2 separate regions of the Homo sapiens genome follow, and region 1 is linked to region 2. The links are chromatin loops, found by intact Hi-C in ENCODE. Cell type or tissue: K562. All regions are shown on one strand. Links, peaks and the distances in the headings refer to the core of each region. The heading gives the core; the rest is flanking DNA. Region 1 has its middle 6.5 kb from the start of SNX10. Region 2 overlaps LOC105375199 (a long non-coding RNA gene).

What was found. Hi-C counts contacts between places; a loop is a spot of excess contacts. Peaks named below come from ENCODE experiments on the same cell type or tissue, not always from the same donor. Only the 100,000 strongest peaks of a DNase experiment are listed, where the experiment ranks them.
Region 1: it touches region 2 in a loop (6-fold over the local background); 12 of 110 quality-filtered maps call a loop at or near these places.

The regions. Positions count from the first base shown.
Region 1 is chr7:26,281,200-26,289,541 of GRCh38, forward strand. No RefSeq gene overlaps it. Among named protein-coding and RNA genes, the nearest start is that of SNX10, 6.5 kb to the right of the region's middle. In K562, for the core only: a CTCF peak has its summit at 4,048; a DNase peak (open chromatin) is centred at 4,052.
Region 2 is chr7:26,073,878-26,082,219 of GRCh38, forward strand. The region is part of intron 1 of LOC105375199 (a long non-coding RNA gene); the gene reads right to left. Among named protein-coding and RNA genes, the nearest start is that of NFE2L3, 74 kb to the right of the region's middle. RefSeq lists an enhancer at 5,270-5,339. In K562, for the core only: a CTCF peak has its summit at 5,190; a DNase peak (open chromatin) is centred at 5,204; H3K27me3 peaks cover 1,788 bases.

The DNA.
Region 1 (8,342 bases), core at 179-8,178, 210 kb after region 2:
GCTAAGAACCCTCCCACGCTAAGCCGCGATTTTGGGGCTTGCCTGTCCTTTCAATAGGACATTGCTAAATTGCTCTCTAGAATTGCTTTTCCAGGTTGGGCGCAGTGGCTCACATCTGAAATCCCAGCACTTTGGGAGGCTGAGGCAGGCAGATCACCTGAGGTCAGGTGTTCAAGACCAGCCTGGCCTACATGGCAAATCCCTGTCTTTACTAAAAATACAAAAATTAGCTGGGCATGGTGGCCTATGCCTGTAATCCCAGCTACTTGGGTGGCTGAGGCAGGAGAATCGCTTGAACCTGGAAGGTGGAGCTTGCAGTGAGCCGAGATCGCGCCACTGCACTCCAGCCTGGGTGCAGAGCGAGACTTTGTCTCAAAAATAAAATAATAATAAATAAATTTTAAAAATTGCTTTTCCAATTTATACTCTCACGAGCAAAGCATGAAACTACCTGTTGTCAATATATGATATTCTCAATGCAAAAATTTTTTGACTTGGCTGGGTGTGGTGGATCATGCCTGTAATGCCAGTGCTTTGGGAGGCTGAAGTGGGAGGATTGCTTGAAGCCAGGGGTTCGAGACCAGCCTGGGCAATATAGTGAGACCCTATCTCTATAAAAAAAAAACAATAAAAATTAAAAAAATTTTTTGGGCTGGAGTCAGTGGCTCACACTGTAATATTGGCATTTTGGAAGGCTGAAGTGAGTAGATTGCTTGAGCCCAGGAGTTTGAGATCAGCCTGTGCAACATGGTAAAACCCCATCTCTATGAAAAATCCAAAAAATTAGCCAAGTGTAGTGGTGTGCACCTGTAGTTCCAGCTACCCAGGAGACACATGGAAGAGTCACCTGAACCTGGGAGGTTGAGGTTGCAGTGAGCCATCATCACACCACTGCACTACAGCCTGGGCAACAGAGACAGAGTGAGACCCTGTCTCAAATATTTTTTTTACTAAACTGTTGGGAAATGGATTCTCCTTTTATGTTTATTAGTTATTGGTACTTCCTCTTTTGTGAGCTGTCTGTTTCTATTGAATGGGTTAAGAATATGACACCCCTGGCTGGGCGTGGTGGCTCATGCAAATCCAAGCACTTTGGGAGGCCGAGGCCGGAGGATCATTTGAACTCAGGAGTTCAAGACCAGCCTGGGCAACATGGCAAGACCCTATCTCTACAAAAAAAAAAGGCTGGGCATGATGGCACACGCCTTCAATCCCAGCACTTTGGGAGGCCAAGGCAGGATGATCACCTGAGGTCAGGAGTTCAAGACCAGCCTGGCCAACCTGGTGAAACCCCATCTCTACTAAAAATACAAAAATTAGCCAGGTGTGGTGGTGGGCACCTGTAATCCCAGCTACTCCGGAGGCTGAGCCAGGAGAATTGCTTGAACCTGGGAGGGGGAGGTTGCAGTGAACTGAGATTGCACCATTGCACTCCAGCCTTGGCAACAGATCAAGACTCTGTCTCAAAACAAAACAAACAAACAAAAATTATCCGGGCATGGTGGTTTGTGCCTGTAGTCCCAGCAACTTGGGAGGCTAAGGTGGGAGGATCACTTGAGCCTGGGAGGTCAAGGTTGCAGTGAGCCATAATTGTGCCACTGCACTCTAGTCTGAGTGACAGAGAAAGACCCTGTCTCAAAGAAAAAAAAAAAAGAATACGACCTTCATTCAGTTTCTTAAAAGCAGGAGATGAAATTCTCATGTGAAAGATGCAGCATTTTTTTGGGAGGCTGAGGTGAGAGGATTGTTTGAGTCCAGCCTGGGGAACATAGCAAGATCTTGTCTCTAAACAAACAAACAAACAAACAAACGAAACCCCCCAAAACCCCCACAGCATTCTTTTTTTTTTTTTTTTTGAGACAGAGTCTCCCTCTGTCACCCAGGCTGGAGGGCAGTGGCGCGATCTCGGCTCACTGCAAGCTCCGCCTCCCAGGTTCACGCCATTCTCCTGCCTCAGCCTCCCAAGTAGCTGGGACTACAGGTGTGCACCACCACACCTGGCTAATTTTTCTTTGTATTTTTTAGTAGAGACGAGGTTTCACCGTGTTAGCCAGGATGGTCTTGATCTCCTGACCTCATGATCCTCCTGCCTCGGCTGGGACCTCCCAAAGTGCTGGGACCACAGGCATGAGCCACTGCACCTGGCCACCCCCGCAGCATTCTTATCAAGGATAGAAAGTTGAGACTGAGAAACTTCTGTACAGACCTTGTTAAAATAACTTTAACTGCTTCTGGGTCTTCATTTCCTTATGGGGGCTCCCATGCCATGTAAAACTTGTATTAAATAAACTTGCATGCTTTCATCCTGTTAATCTGTCTTACGTCAATTTAATTCTCCAGCCCAGCCTAAAAGAGGACAGAGGTGGAGTTTTGCTGCCCCTACAATACCTTCAGTGCTTGTCTCTTTGTGTATATAGATATATATATTTGTGTATATAAATAAAATATTTATAAATATTTATTTATGTACTATACTCTATTTTCTGTATAAATATATAGAAAATATATAAATATATCTTATAAATATATACATACATATATTTATATATCTTATAAATATATACATACACATATTTGTATATCTTATAAATATATACATACGCATATTTGTATATCTTATAAATATATACATACATATATTTGTATATCTTATAAATATATACATACATATATTTGTATATCTTATAAATATATACATACATATATTTGTGTATCTTATAAATCTATACATACATATATTTGTGTATCTTATAAATCTATACATACATATATTTGTGTATCTTATAAATCTATACATACATATATTTGTGTATCTTATAAATCTATACATACATATATTTGTGTATCTTATAAATCTATACATACATATATTTGTGTATCTTATAAATATATACATACATATATTTGTGTATCTTATAAATATATACATACATATATTTGTGTATCTTATAAATCTATACATACATATATTTGTGTATCTTATAAATATATACATACATATATTTGTGTATCATAAATATATACATACATATATTTGTATATCTTATAAATATATACATACATATATTTGTATATCTTATAAATATATACATACATATATTTATATATTATATATAGTGTATATAGAGAAATATATAGTATATATATAAATATATATATATTGTCTGTGTGTGTGTGTGTGTATATATATATATATATATATATATTTTTTTTTTTTTTTGACAGGGTCTTACTCTGTCACCCAGGCTGGAGTGCAGTGGCATGATAACAGCTCACTGCAGCTTCCACCTCCTGGGTTCAAGCAGTCCTCTCAACTCAGCCTGCTGAGAAGCTAGGACCACAGGTGTGCACCACTGTGCTTGGCTATTTTTTTTTTTAATTTATTTTTTGCAGAGATAAGGTCTCACTATGTTGCCCAAGCTAGGCTTGAATTCCTGGGTTCAGGCCTCTGGCCTTGGCCTCCCAACATACTGGAATTACAGGCATGAGTCACCGCGCCTGGCCTGTTTATACATTGTTGAATGCACTCTACGTAACATTTGAATGGTTCAAAAGGATATACATTAAAAAGCAATCTTCCTCTCATGTTTGCCCTTACCTCCTTATTTCTCCTCACCAAAGTTCATCCTTTCAGAGGAATTTCATACATATACATAGGTTGGTTGTTAAAAAAAAAACTTAGTCCTATGTATGTCCATTCACAGAAAATTGTATAAATGAGTATAAGTATACTTTCTTCTGCAAAAGTTGTCATAAAGAGATTTGGATATTATGCAACCATTTATTTAGGAAAGATGAGCTGTGCACTAAAAACAACGACATCAAAATCATGTTTATGAAGCTCTTTCCTACTCTGCTGCAGTCCTGGACTTAGTAATTTCTATCTATTATTTCGTAATGACAACCCTGTTGGATAGGTACTATTTCACAGATAAGAAAACTGAGGCTTAGAGACATGAAGTGACTTGCCTAAAGAATTTGGGGATTAGACAGAAGCTTTTCAGCGCTGGAGCCTGAGCCTTAACCACCGTACTCTACTACCTCCACATGGTTATAGACTATAATGCACCCAATATCCAGAACTAGTACCACGTGTACAGGTACTAAAGGCTATATGCAGAGCACTAAAGAAAACCAAACCCACCCAAGACAAAAAAAACCCAGCTTCTCCATGCAAGAAGATGGCTTCTCTACTGGTCTCTTGTTCTTTGGTTGAGTGTTGGTGCCAATTATACCATACTGCAATTTATATCAAAAGCTTAGAAATTAGATGATTGGGAATGGGTTTATGTTTGATATGCTCAGTAATGGCTAAGGTTTGTTTTGTTTTTGTCAGTTTTAATCAACCAATTTATTTTTAGTTTATAATAATAAAATAAAATTCACCATTGAAACCAATGCTTTTAAAATGCAGCTTTTTTTTTTCTTTTTTCTTTTCTTCTTTTTTTTTTTGAGACAGAGTGTCACTATGTCATCCAGGCTGAAATGCAGTGGCTGATCTCAGCTCACTGCAACCTCTGCCTCCCAGGTTCAAGTGAGTCTCTTCCCTCAGCTGCCCCAGTAGCTGGGACTACAAGTGTGCGCCACCACGCCTGGCTAATTTTTGTAGTTTTTAGTAAAGATGGGGTTTCACCATGTTGGCCAGGCTGGTCTTGAACTCCTGACCTCAAGTGATCTGCCCGCCTCGGCCTCCCAAAGTGCTGGGATTACAGGCATGAGCCACCACGTTAGGCCTTAAAATGTAGCTTTTGATAATGCAAGGGCTTTTTTGTTTTTGTTTTCTCTTTCCCAGGAATGAAGTTACTTTGGTAGAGCAGAATGAGCAGGACATCACTGCAGAGCATCCCTTGGTGGTCCTGGGGAATATTGGGCAAGGTGCCTACCTCTGCTTGGGTGTGTGCTCCTGTCAGTCGTGTAAAGCCAAATGAACATGTAGCAAGTCGTGTGGTGATAATTCCCATTATAGACACTTTAGCATTTACAGTGAGGATTGGTCTTCTTACTTGCAACTTCTGTAAGTGATAAAATGTGAGGATGTGAGATGCCCTTAGTGCTTCAACTTTGAAACAAAAATTTCAACTACTCCTTTTTCATATGTCTGAATTGTTACCATTTGCAAATATTTCTCTGAGTAGATTGGAATCTTGTTAATATTGAGCAATCAAATAGAGGGAAAAAAATGGGATGTTGAAACTGATAGGAGAGTCCAACGATCTTTCACAAATCCCTGATTTCAAATCTTGGTGTTCAACAAAACAGTTTCCAATGGTCATTGATTTCTCTATAATTAGCAAATGCTACAAAATTGAATTCATCAGATAAACGTATAGTAATGGAATTGTGTTTTTCTTTGTTTTATAAATGGGGTTCATTTGAAGAAAGGGTTCTGATGCTAAAGGCGTTCGAAAAACCAGTAAATTGGATCACTGTAGAGAGGCTACTGTAGGATTCTGAGAGTTGAGAGTGTCTGCAGGAGAATAGAACACAGAAGGTGAGTTCCACCATGATCTGGCCAAGACGAAATGTATGGATCTTGGACCTGAGTGGATCAAAGGAAGGGATTGGGTCAAAGGAAGTGCCAAAGTTAGCGTGTTTGGGGTGTTAACTGGGAGAACAGTAGTCCACTAACAAGAATAAGGAGGTGGGTGGATGGATGAGAAGTTAAACCCTTTCGTCTTACAAACAGGTAAGGTCACTCAAAACGTTTTTCTAGTCTTTTTTGGAGAGGCGTGCATAGGTTAAATATTTTGAAAAACTATATAAGATTGATATTCAAGAGTGGTTATTTTATTCACCATTAATCTATATTTCATTCTTTTGAAGAAACAGTAATTATAATCACAAGATCAGAAATCAAAATCCAAATTGTCATTTGTTTAGATTTTTTCTTACATCCCATTATTAGTTGCTTGATGAAAGATAAAAACTATCTTCCCTACATTGCAAATATTTCCTGTGACAGGTTTCCCAAGAAGGCAGAACCATTCATGTAAATGTAAAGGCAAAGTGTTTTTGAACACAATGTTATGTATATTATCAGTTAATTAAAATTTCTGAACATCAAGTCCAGGCAACTTCCATTTTTACTCTCTGTGGATTTTGCAATTTTCCCAAGAGATGGAGGAAGGACAGGGGGTGGAGGTGGCTTTCCTTAGTGTATGTAACTAAGTGCACTTAGCTTCGAGACAGGAGAGATTGGAGAAAAGGATCAAGTTATAATAATAGCTACAATTTACTGAACACTTACTGTTGACCCAGCACAAGAGCTTTACCCGGGTTATTTCATTTAAACTCCACAACAGCCCTATGAAGCTGGTGTAGTAGTACATCTACCACAAATACAAGAAAGCAAAATGTTCCTCAAATGCTCCCGTTACAGCCCTAAATACAAAGAACCGAGAAGATAGTCCATAAGACACAGAATAAAATATCTTTCCCCAGCATAAGGACATTATACCAAGAGAGGCAGAAATGATTATATATATATTTTTTCTTTTTTTTTGAGATGGAGTCTCGCTCTGTTGCCCAGGCTGGAGTGCAGTGGCGCAATCTCGGCTCACTGCAACTTCCCCCTCTAGGTTCAAGCAATTCTTCTGCCTCAGCCTCCCGAGTAGCTGGGATTACAGGTATGTGCCACCATGCCTGGTTAATTTTTTGTATTTGTAGTAGAGATGGGTTTTCACCATGTTGGCCAGGTTGGTCTTGGGACTCCTGACCTCGGGTGATCTGCCCGCCTTGGCCTCCCAAAGTGCTAGGATTACAGGCGTGAGCCACCATGCCTGGCCTGGTCATAATTGTTTATGTGGTTTGTGTGTGTGTGTACGCCTCCAAGAGTAGTTCTTGTGAACAGAAAATATTGTTTTGATGCTATTTTTAGAATATTTGATTTGTTAAAGTTACAAGTTTAAGAGTATAATTATTCCTTAGTTTTTAAAGTTTTCCTAACTCTGTGGAAAAAATTTTTCTTCTGCTCTCACTCCGTAGTCAACATGGAAGGCTTCTGTGACCAAAGGTGTGGAGGTTTCTCCCCACACACCAAGCAACCAGTTAATTCTGCAGCTGTCACCAGCTGGGTGTTCTCCACCACAGTTCAATTCCTCTTTTTTTTTTTTTTGAGATGGAGTCTCACTGTTGCCCAGGCTGGAGTGCAGTGGCACAATCTTGGCTCACTGCCACCTCTGCCTCCCGAGTAGCTGGGATTACAGGCATGGGCCACCACGCCCAGCTAATTTTGTATTTTAAGTAGAGACGGGGTTTCACCATGTTGGCCAGATTGGTCTCGAACCCTTGACCTCAAGTGATCCAACCTCCTTGGCCTCCCAAAGTGCTGGGATCACAGACATGAACCACTGCGCCCGTCCCCGGTTCAATTCTGACACCACCTACCTGGAGACAGTGTCAGATCCAACAGGTTGAGGGCTCAATCCCACAAGATTGCCTCCTCCCACTTCTGATGACAATTGCAAGCTCCGCTCAGGCGGTTTTACCTGTGTTTCTGACTGATCAGCTATAAATTGGGGATCCCATGACCCCCTCCTTAGGTTCAAATAATTTGCTAGAGTGGCTCACAGAACTGTGGGAAACAGATACATTTATCAGAAAGATGGTACAAAGGATACAGATGAAGTGATGCATAGAGCGAGGCATGGGGGAAGGGGCATGGAGCTTCCATGCCCTTCTCAGGTGGACCACCCTCCATACACCTGTAAATGTTCAGCTATCCTGAAGCTCTCTGAACCCTGTCCTCTTGTGTGTTTATGGAGGCTTCATTATGTAGGCATGATTGATTAAACCATTGTTCATTGGTGATCAACTCAATCTTCAGCCCTTCCCCACCCCACAGAAATTGCGGAATGGGGCTGGAAGTACTGACCCTCTAATCAGGGTGTGGTCTTTCCAGTGACTAGCCCCTTCCTGAAGCTACCTAGGGGCTGCCAGCCACCAGTCAACTCATTAGCATACAAAAAAAATCACTTTGGAGATTCTAAGGATTTTAAGAATTTTATACCAGGAAATGGGGATGATGACCAAATACATATTTTACAATATCACACGTGATCTTATTCCATTTATAACTCTAGCAAACTTTAACAACCAAAAAGGCATTTGATTAATGTTTGATCCCATTAACTTAATCACCTCTAAACATTTTAAACTTCATTCGTGAATTTAATATATTTGTTTCCCTTGTAAAGGTCTTTAATTGTCTGATTAACAAGTAACTCAACATCTAATAAATTAAATTTATAAATGTGGTAAATCTTAAATTGTAGTGAGTGTTCCAACACTTTATTAAGTTAATAAGACTATCTTCAACTCATTAGTATCCAGCTATTAAATTA
Region 2 (8,342 bases), core at 199-8,198:
CTGGAGTGCTGTGGTGCAATCATAGCCTTGAACTGCTGGGCTCAAGTGACCTTCCCACCTCTGCCTCCCAAGTAGCTAGTATAGGCATGTGCCACCACACTTGGCTAATGTTTAAAAATTGTTTCTAGACATGGGGTCTCACTGTGTGCCCAGGATGGTCTCAAATTCCTGGCCTCAAGCGATCCTCCCTCCTCAGCCTCCAAAAACACTGGGTTTACAGGAGTGAGCCACCGTGCCCAGCCAACATAGTGATTTTAATAAGATAAGTATTTTATTTGACTTAAACAGTAAATGTTTTGGTCCAGAGTCCTGATAAACTGATTAGTATTTCTGAAAGATGCATGCTGCCCATCTTCATTAAATGTGATAGCATGAAGACAGAATTTTATTTAAGCCAAATGAATTGCTGTTTTGTTTTGTTTTGTGTTGTTTTTGAGACATAGTCTCATTCCATCACCCAGGACTACAACCTCCACCTCTTGGGTTCAAGTGACTCTGATGCCTCAGCCTCCCCAATAACTGGGCTTACAAGCGCACACCACTATGCCCGGATAATTTTTGTATTTTTAGTAGAGATGAGACTTTACCATGTTGGCCAGGCTGGTCTTGAACTCCTGGGCTCATGTGATCTGCCCGCCTCAGCCTCCCAAAGTGCTGAGATTAGAGGCATGAGCCACTGCACCTGGCCATTTGAATTGATTTTTTTAAATTCAAAAATATCTAATCTGTTAGCTCAAAATTTATTTTAATAACCCCAAAATCTATGTCCAGTTTCTCCAAGATGAAGGCAATAACAAAAGGAACCCACACTGTCAAATTATGGCTATCTGCACTCAGAAAAGAGAAATATTTTTAGTTGCCAACTGAAGACATTGCATGGAGCAAAAATTATAGGTCAAAAGAGAGAAGAGCAAATTAAATAATAAGATGCATTTGTTTGAACTTCATCCTCATTCCTTTTTTAAAACCTACTTATCAGAGAAAGGTAGGGTTTAGATTTATTTCCTAACTACTACATTAATAGATACCCTAACACTTTCCTGATCAGTTTTATGAATTGATTAATAAGGCAATCATGGTTTGGGAAAGCTTTTATATGCCACCTGATATTGATGCCATCTATAAAAAGACAACCAACCGAGCACCTGATATCCAGTAAAGGCAGGTTCAAAAATTGCAGTCTTAGAAAGATAATGGAGTGACCATGACCTCAAGTACTTTGAGCCAAATAGCAACTGTCAACTCCTGATAGCAGTATTTGACCTCAGAGGCACGTGACAGCAACCAACCTGAAACAGCCATTTTCTCAAATTCTGTTAAGGATAATAAACCATGATAGGGGAAATCACCTGCCCTAGTAAGGAAACCTCTTGTAATCAATGACCTAGAAACGGGCACCATGATTTGAGCAGAAAGCAGGTGGAGGAACTGCGGGAATGTGCTGCTTTATATTGAGGGTCCACTAGATTTTGGCACGGTTGTTTTTGTTGTAGTTATTTTGCTTTGTTTTGATCATTTTTAGTTCATCTCCTGAAAAATCTCAACATACATAAAAGTAGACAGAACAGCATGATAAGCCACCATCTACCGACCAGGCAGCTCCAACAATTACCAAGGCAGTGGTGCCACTCTCGTTCCCTCTATACTCAGACATCATATCATCTCATCCGTAAATTTGAAATAAATATTTAAGTGCATATTTCTAAAATATTTACATACACATTTCTAAAAATAAAGACCTTTTAAAAACCAATCCAAAACCATTATCACTACTAAAAAAAATTGACCAGGTGTGGTGGCTCATGCCTGTAATCCCCGCACTTTGGGAGGCCATGGCAAGCAGATTGCCTGAGAAAAGACCATCCTGGGCAACAGAGTGAGGTCCTGTCTCAAAAAGAAAAAAAAAAACAAAAAAGACGACTAAAAATTAACCATAAGTCTTTAATTGTATCAAGTGTCCAGTCAATGTTTACTTTTCCCAGTTGTCTCCTAAATGGACCTGTCCACATGTGGCAGTTGGCTGCCATCCCATTGACATTATTTTAATCTGAGGTTCCCTCCCCACACACTTTTTCTGGCTATTCCCTTACTGAAGACATTGAGTCATTTGTTCTAGGGGTTCCCACGTTCTGGGCTGTGCCGCCTGTGCCCTATTGTTTTCTGAGAAGTGGTAGTTACACGGAGGCTTGAATAGATATGGGCTTGATGTTTTGACAGGACAGCTTTACTGGAGGGGTCATGTTCCTCCACCAGAAGTGCCATGTCTCCTTTCATGATGTTATTGGCCATTATGATCAATGGGCTCTGATAATATAATATAAGCTGTTAGAAGAAAACCATTGAACCAAAACATTCAGAAGGTTTTGTTTAAAAAAAAAACACACTAAAATCCTTTTTCTCTGTGGTAGGCACTGTGTTTTCCTGCACATAGCACCTCATTTAATCATTCTAACACCCTCATGAGGTGCTGATGGGAGCAGATTTGAACCCAGCCAGTGAGCCTCCAAAGCTCATTCTCTTAGCTACCACAGAAGCAGATCGCCTTGAGAGTCTTATCTTATGGGCCGGCTGCAAAGGAGAAGCCCCTTTTGACTTAGGTAGCATGAATAACTGAAAGAGGTAGAAGTGAAGCAGTAACCAAAAAAATGGTTGAATCTTAAAACACAAGGTATACATTCCTATAAGACTGATCAAAACACCAAGTGGGCCAGACACGGTGGCTCATGCTTGTAATCCCAGCACTTTGGGAGGCCGAGGCAGGTGGATCACCTGTGGTCAGGAGTTGGAGACCAGCTTGGCCAACACAGCTTAACCCCGTCTCCACTAAAAATACAAAAATTAGCTGGGTGTGGTGGCAGGTGCCTGTAGTCCCAGCTACTTAGGAGGCTGAGGCAGAAGAATTGCTTGAACCTGGAAGGCAAAGGTTGCAGTGAGCCAAGATAATACCACTCCAGCCTGGGCAACAGAGAGAGATTCCGTTTCAAAAAGTGACTGTTTATTAACTGGCGAACGCAATCATCTGAAGGGCGTGTCATCTGACAGAGGAGGCAAGTTGGACTGCAGTCACAGTGTCATCTTGGTACAGGCATGGAAACAGAGGCTGAGGAGGTCCCAGACAACCTTCATCAAATAGGGCTGAAATAGCACTCCGAATGTCACCAAAGTGAGTAGAAGCCATGATGCTCTGTTTAAAGTTTGCTCTGCCCTTTGCTCAAATCAACTTAGAGTTATGTTACCCACTCTTGGTGGGAAGGGTTGCCAAAATTAGAGTCATTTCATTAATCTCCCAGGCCAGGGAGAGGTGGTTATATATCACTCCAGGTTACGTTGGCAGCAGGATAATCATTGCATTTCCGTAGTGCATAAAGCAGTATTTCTTTCCATTCATTTGCTATCAGAGTCTCTATAAAAACACCTTAGAACTAAAATATGTTTCTCGGTCCTTTAGATTTTAACAAGACTTCCTTCAAGACGAATATTTTTGAAAAATTCCAAAGTATGAAAAGTATGGAAGCTTCATTTCAAAGGACATCTCTAAACAAATTTTTTAAATTAATATTTTTACAAAATGATTGTCTCATTCCTAACAGGGGAAGGCACCTTGTGATTAAAAGGAAGAAGAAGAGAGGGAAAGGGAGAAGGAAAGATGGAACACAGGAAGAAGAAAGGAAGGAAGGGAAGGAAGGAGGAAGGGAGGGAAGGAGGGAGAGAGGGAAAAAATGGCTTAAAATATTTAGAATGTATTTAGAATATTTTTATTACAGTATTTAGGGAATTTAAATGTGTCAAAAACAAAATAAAACTGAGAGAAACCAAAATTAAGTATGTAGGTAGAAAGTGATGTTTTGTCACTAAATGTATTTTTGAAAATAAAATCGGGGGCCGGGCACGATGGCTCAGTGCTGTAATCCCAGCCCTTTGAGAGGCCGAGGCAGGCAGATCACTGGAGCCCAAGAGTTTGAGACCAGCCTGGACAACAGGGTAAAACCTCGTCTCTACAAAAAATACAAAGAAAATTAGCCGGGCGTAGTGGTGCATGCCTGTAATCCCAGCTACTTGGGAGGCTGTGGCATGAGGATTGCTTGAGCCTGGGAGGCAGAGGTTGCAGTGAACTGAGATAGCACCACTGCATTCCAGCCTGGGTGACAGAGTGAGACTCTGTCTCAGAAAAGGAAAGAAAAGAGCCAAGCAAATTTAAAATTTCTTCTTCCTAGATCTTTCTCTCTCAGTTCACTGTAAATCACTGTGTATTTGTTTAGGATTCTAAATAGACCATAGGTAATTTATAAGTTCTCATGGAATCTTCTGAACTTTTTTAATGGTGTTTACCAACAAGAAACTGTGTCATATAGTAGAGATTTCTGTAAGCTGTCCTCTGAAACAGTATTCCTTCCCAATTACTTTTTAAAACAATGTGAAATCCATTATGTTTGATACAAAAAAAAAATTCTAAAAAATTGAGTGAGGTATTAAAAAAAAAAAAAAGATCTATGGCCAGGAGCAGTGGCTCACACCTATAGTTCTAACACCAGGAGGCTGAGGTGGGAGGATCCATCGTGATCAGGAGTTCAAGACCAGCCTGGGCAACATAGGCAGACCCTCCCCACCTCCCCCACATCTCAACTAAAAAAAAAAGTAGCCGGGCATGGTGGCACACACACCTGCAGTCCTAGTTACTTGGGAGGCTATGGTGGGAGGCTTGCTGGAGCCAGGGAGTTCCAGGCTGCAGTGATCTGTGATCTCACCATTGCACTCCAGCCAGGGCAACAGAGCAAGATCCTGTCTCAAAAAAAAAATTAAAATTTTCTTAAAAACTAGCAACAAGATCTAGAAGTGAATGTACTGTAAAATAAAAATCAGAGTAAGGGAATAAAGTCAAGAGACTTGCGCTATCATCATTTTACAGCTGTTACTGGCAGGAATAAATTGTTTACATTGCCCAGTTCCACATCTTTGATTCTTCCAGCTCACATAACTCATTATTTTACAAGGTGTTTCTGTAACAACTCACTAAACAGTAGTCCTTGCAAACAGTTCTGCTGCTCTGTAATCCAAGATTTTGGATAACATAATTTTAACATAAACATAATTTCAATAAAACTAAAGAGCTCTTTACTGTGCACTGAACAAACTACTCAGGCAGTAGAGGTCTCGCCAACAATGCAACAGACAAAGCAAAGCCGGGATGGCTCAGGCAGGGGGCGCGCGGATCACTCACTGCAGACAAAGGGAGAAGGACCCGACGCGCCCACACCGCCCGCGCATGCCCTGTGCCCGCGGGATCAGGTGTAGCGGGGTAACAGTTGAAAGCGCACAGACAGCTGGAGTTAGCTGGAGTAGCCCTGCTACTCAAGCTGTGTGGTTTGGGGCAAGTTGAGTAATCCTTCTTAGCCTCGGTTTTCCCATCTGCCGCATGAAGAAAATGCCACCTTGCAGAGTTACTGTGAGGACTAAAGAGATAACCCACATACATCTTCTTAGTTCTGCTGTCGATGCTCAATAATAAATGGTATCTGTTATTACCATATGCCATCCCAGCTCCCATCATCATCCCCAATAGGCAAGGGACATCACCACAGTGACACAGCTGTGCTTAGACCAAGGATGCAGAGAATTAAATGGAAATAAATTGAAATAATACCCATCCCTCTTTAGATGCTCTTCTAGAATTTGGGCTGTCTGGAAGTGGGCTACTGTAAGTGGGTTATCCACTCATGTGCCTAATCCTGCCTGTGTATTCAAGGCTCCCTTCCTCTGTTCAGGCAAGAATAGAAATTGGAATCTGTGAGTAGTAAGTGAAGACGAGTCTAGAAAAAGCAGCATGGGGTGAATGGAGCCACCACACTGTTCAGTGGCAGAAAGTCTGAATAGACAGCTCCAAGCTCAGAACCATCCACAATTTCATTATTAGGCTTAACATTCTGTGTTAATCAATCCATCCTAAAACCCCCACCTCTGAGGCAGACACAGAGGCCAAATATAACACAACCCACATACCATCCAATTCAGGATGTTGTTCAAATATTGATGAGTTTCAAACCCTCTAACAATATAAAGTATTATAAGCCACATCTAAAAACCAAACTTGACCTTGGAGGGAGAAAACAGCCAAAGACAGATATGTATTATATAAATTTCCTTTCTGAAGCTACAGGGAAATGTCAAATCATCACAGTTTATTTATTTTACTTTTTTTCTTCCCCAAAAAAGGAAAAGGAAAATTCTGGAATTTAAAAAATCAAAGAGAATAAAAATACAACAGTACATTCTATTGTTCTCCAGGTCCAAAAGTACATGCATATACTTAGCTGGCGAAAGAAAGAAAGGAAGGAAGGAAGGAAAGGAGGGAAAGAAAAGAAAAGAAAAGAAAAGAGACTTTGACAAAGAAAGGCATTTCCCTGGGAATATTCTACCTCTGGGAGGACAGTGGTCAGGCATTTCTTCTATCTTGCTATTCCTTGAGCACAGTCCTGCCAAATATCCTCCTTTCACCATTTGCAGTTACCATGAGAAAACCACAGAGAAAGCTCTGGACAGCCATGGAGTCTTAGCTGGATCTACAATAAAAGGAGTCAGGTACCCTCCCACCTTCCCAGAAAGACTGTGCTGGGGCTCAGAAAACAACACCCCAAAATGAAGCCCTCAGCAGCAGCCTCAGAAGCAAATGATTTTCTCTGACCTTCTCTTGCCCTCCTGTCTCTCAGTCCCATTCTCCTCGGAGGCTAGCCATAGAAACCAGAAGCCTTTTCCAAAGCCAGCCATAAAACCTAAAAATATTAGTTTAACTTTCCCTCCACCCTATCTGTATAAAAACTGGCCATATGGGCTGGGCACGGTGGCTCATGCCTGTGATCCCAGCACTTTGGGAGGCCAAGGCGGGAGGATCACTTGAGGTCAGGAGTTCAAGACCAGCCTGGCCAACATGGTGAAACCCCATCTCTACTAAAAATACAAAAATTAGCCAGGCGTTGTGCCTCACGCCTGTAGTCCCAGCTACTGAAGAGGTTGAGGCAGAAGAATTGCTTCAACCCGGGAGGCGGAGGTTGCAGTGAGCTGAGATCGTACCACTGCACTCCAGGCCGGGCAATAGAGCAAGGCTCTGTTTCAAATAAATAAATAATAAAAATTAAAACTGGCCATAAATAAATAATCTGACCTACCCTGTTTGATAGTAGGTCATAAGACCCCCATTCCAGAGAGGGTCCTGCCCCACACCCAGAAGGAAGAAATGTGCGCTCAGAGAGGCCAGGGAGAATCTAGACAGGCAGCTCTTGCTGGGCTTCCCCACTCATTCTATTAGACTTAGATCTATGCTTTTCCTCCAATCATATTCCCATATGGCTGTCCATATTTTGTTGAACCTAAGCATAAAAATGGACAATTTCCCCTGTATCTTTGAGTCTTCATGCTGAAGGCTCCTGTGAATGCACGTTAAATAAGCGTATATGCCTTTTCTCCAATTAATCAACCTGCCTCATCTCAGTGATTTTCAGCAAACCTTTACAGGACCAAGAGCCTTGGCCCCCACAACTATGACATGGGATAAAAGTAAACTTCTACATGCAGATGAATTTGGTAGGCTCAGAAACATATACATAATTAACACAAGATTAAGTGTCCGTAATGGATATTTGGGGAGGGGGCAGAGGGAAAACAATCATAAGACACAGGAAAGCTCAGGGATATAAAACAGCTCAGGGAACACGTGCCCCTTTGAGAAGGCAACTTTCTGCTTCTCTGCTGTGTCCGGGAGTTCAGAGTCTCAACCACATACAGTTCTTAAGGACCACCTGATACAACTGAAAAGACCTTGGAGCTGATGCAACCTCTTCCCACGGGGTGCCTGCCACAGAGATGAGTGCCTGGAGTGGCTGTCACCTCCAGGGAACTCTGAGTGGGCCAAGGAAGGAAGTCATCCCCTCCTCCATTCAACTCATTAATCACAGCTGTTAGGTAAAGAGCCCCTAGGGGTTCCCACAGTATAGCAATAGCCTTTCCCTACCTACAGCCAAGCCTAGTCCAAAGGTCTTGGAGGCCCTGGGGCTCTTGGTCAGGGCCAGCCTCCCAGGCTCTGTTCAGTATGACTGTAAGAGTGATAAGAATCTCTCTGCGCAAAAGTTCCTTCTTCCACACCCCCCAAATGCACAACACCCATCTTCCCAGGCTAAATGCTCCAGAGTTCTATCTTTGAATTGCCCTGTCCAGAAACCTCCTTTAAAATGCAAATACACATAATAGAGATTTTGAAAAAGCACTTTAGCTTATACCAGTTCTCTAAGGAGATAGGAGGCTGGGGGAAGAGGCAGGAAGGAAAACTGCCTAGGAAGGGGCAGTCTAAGTAG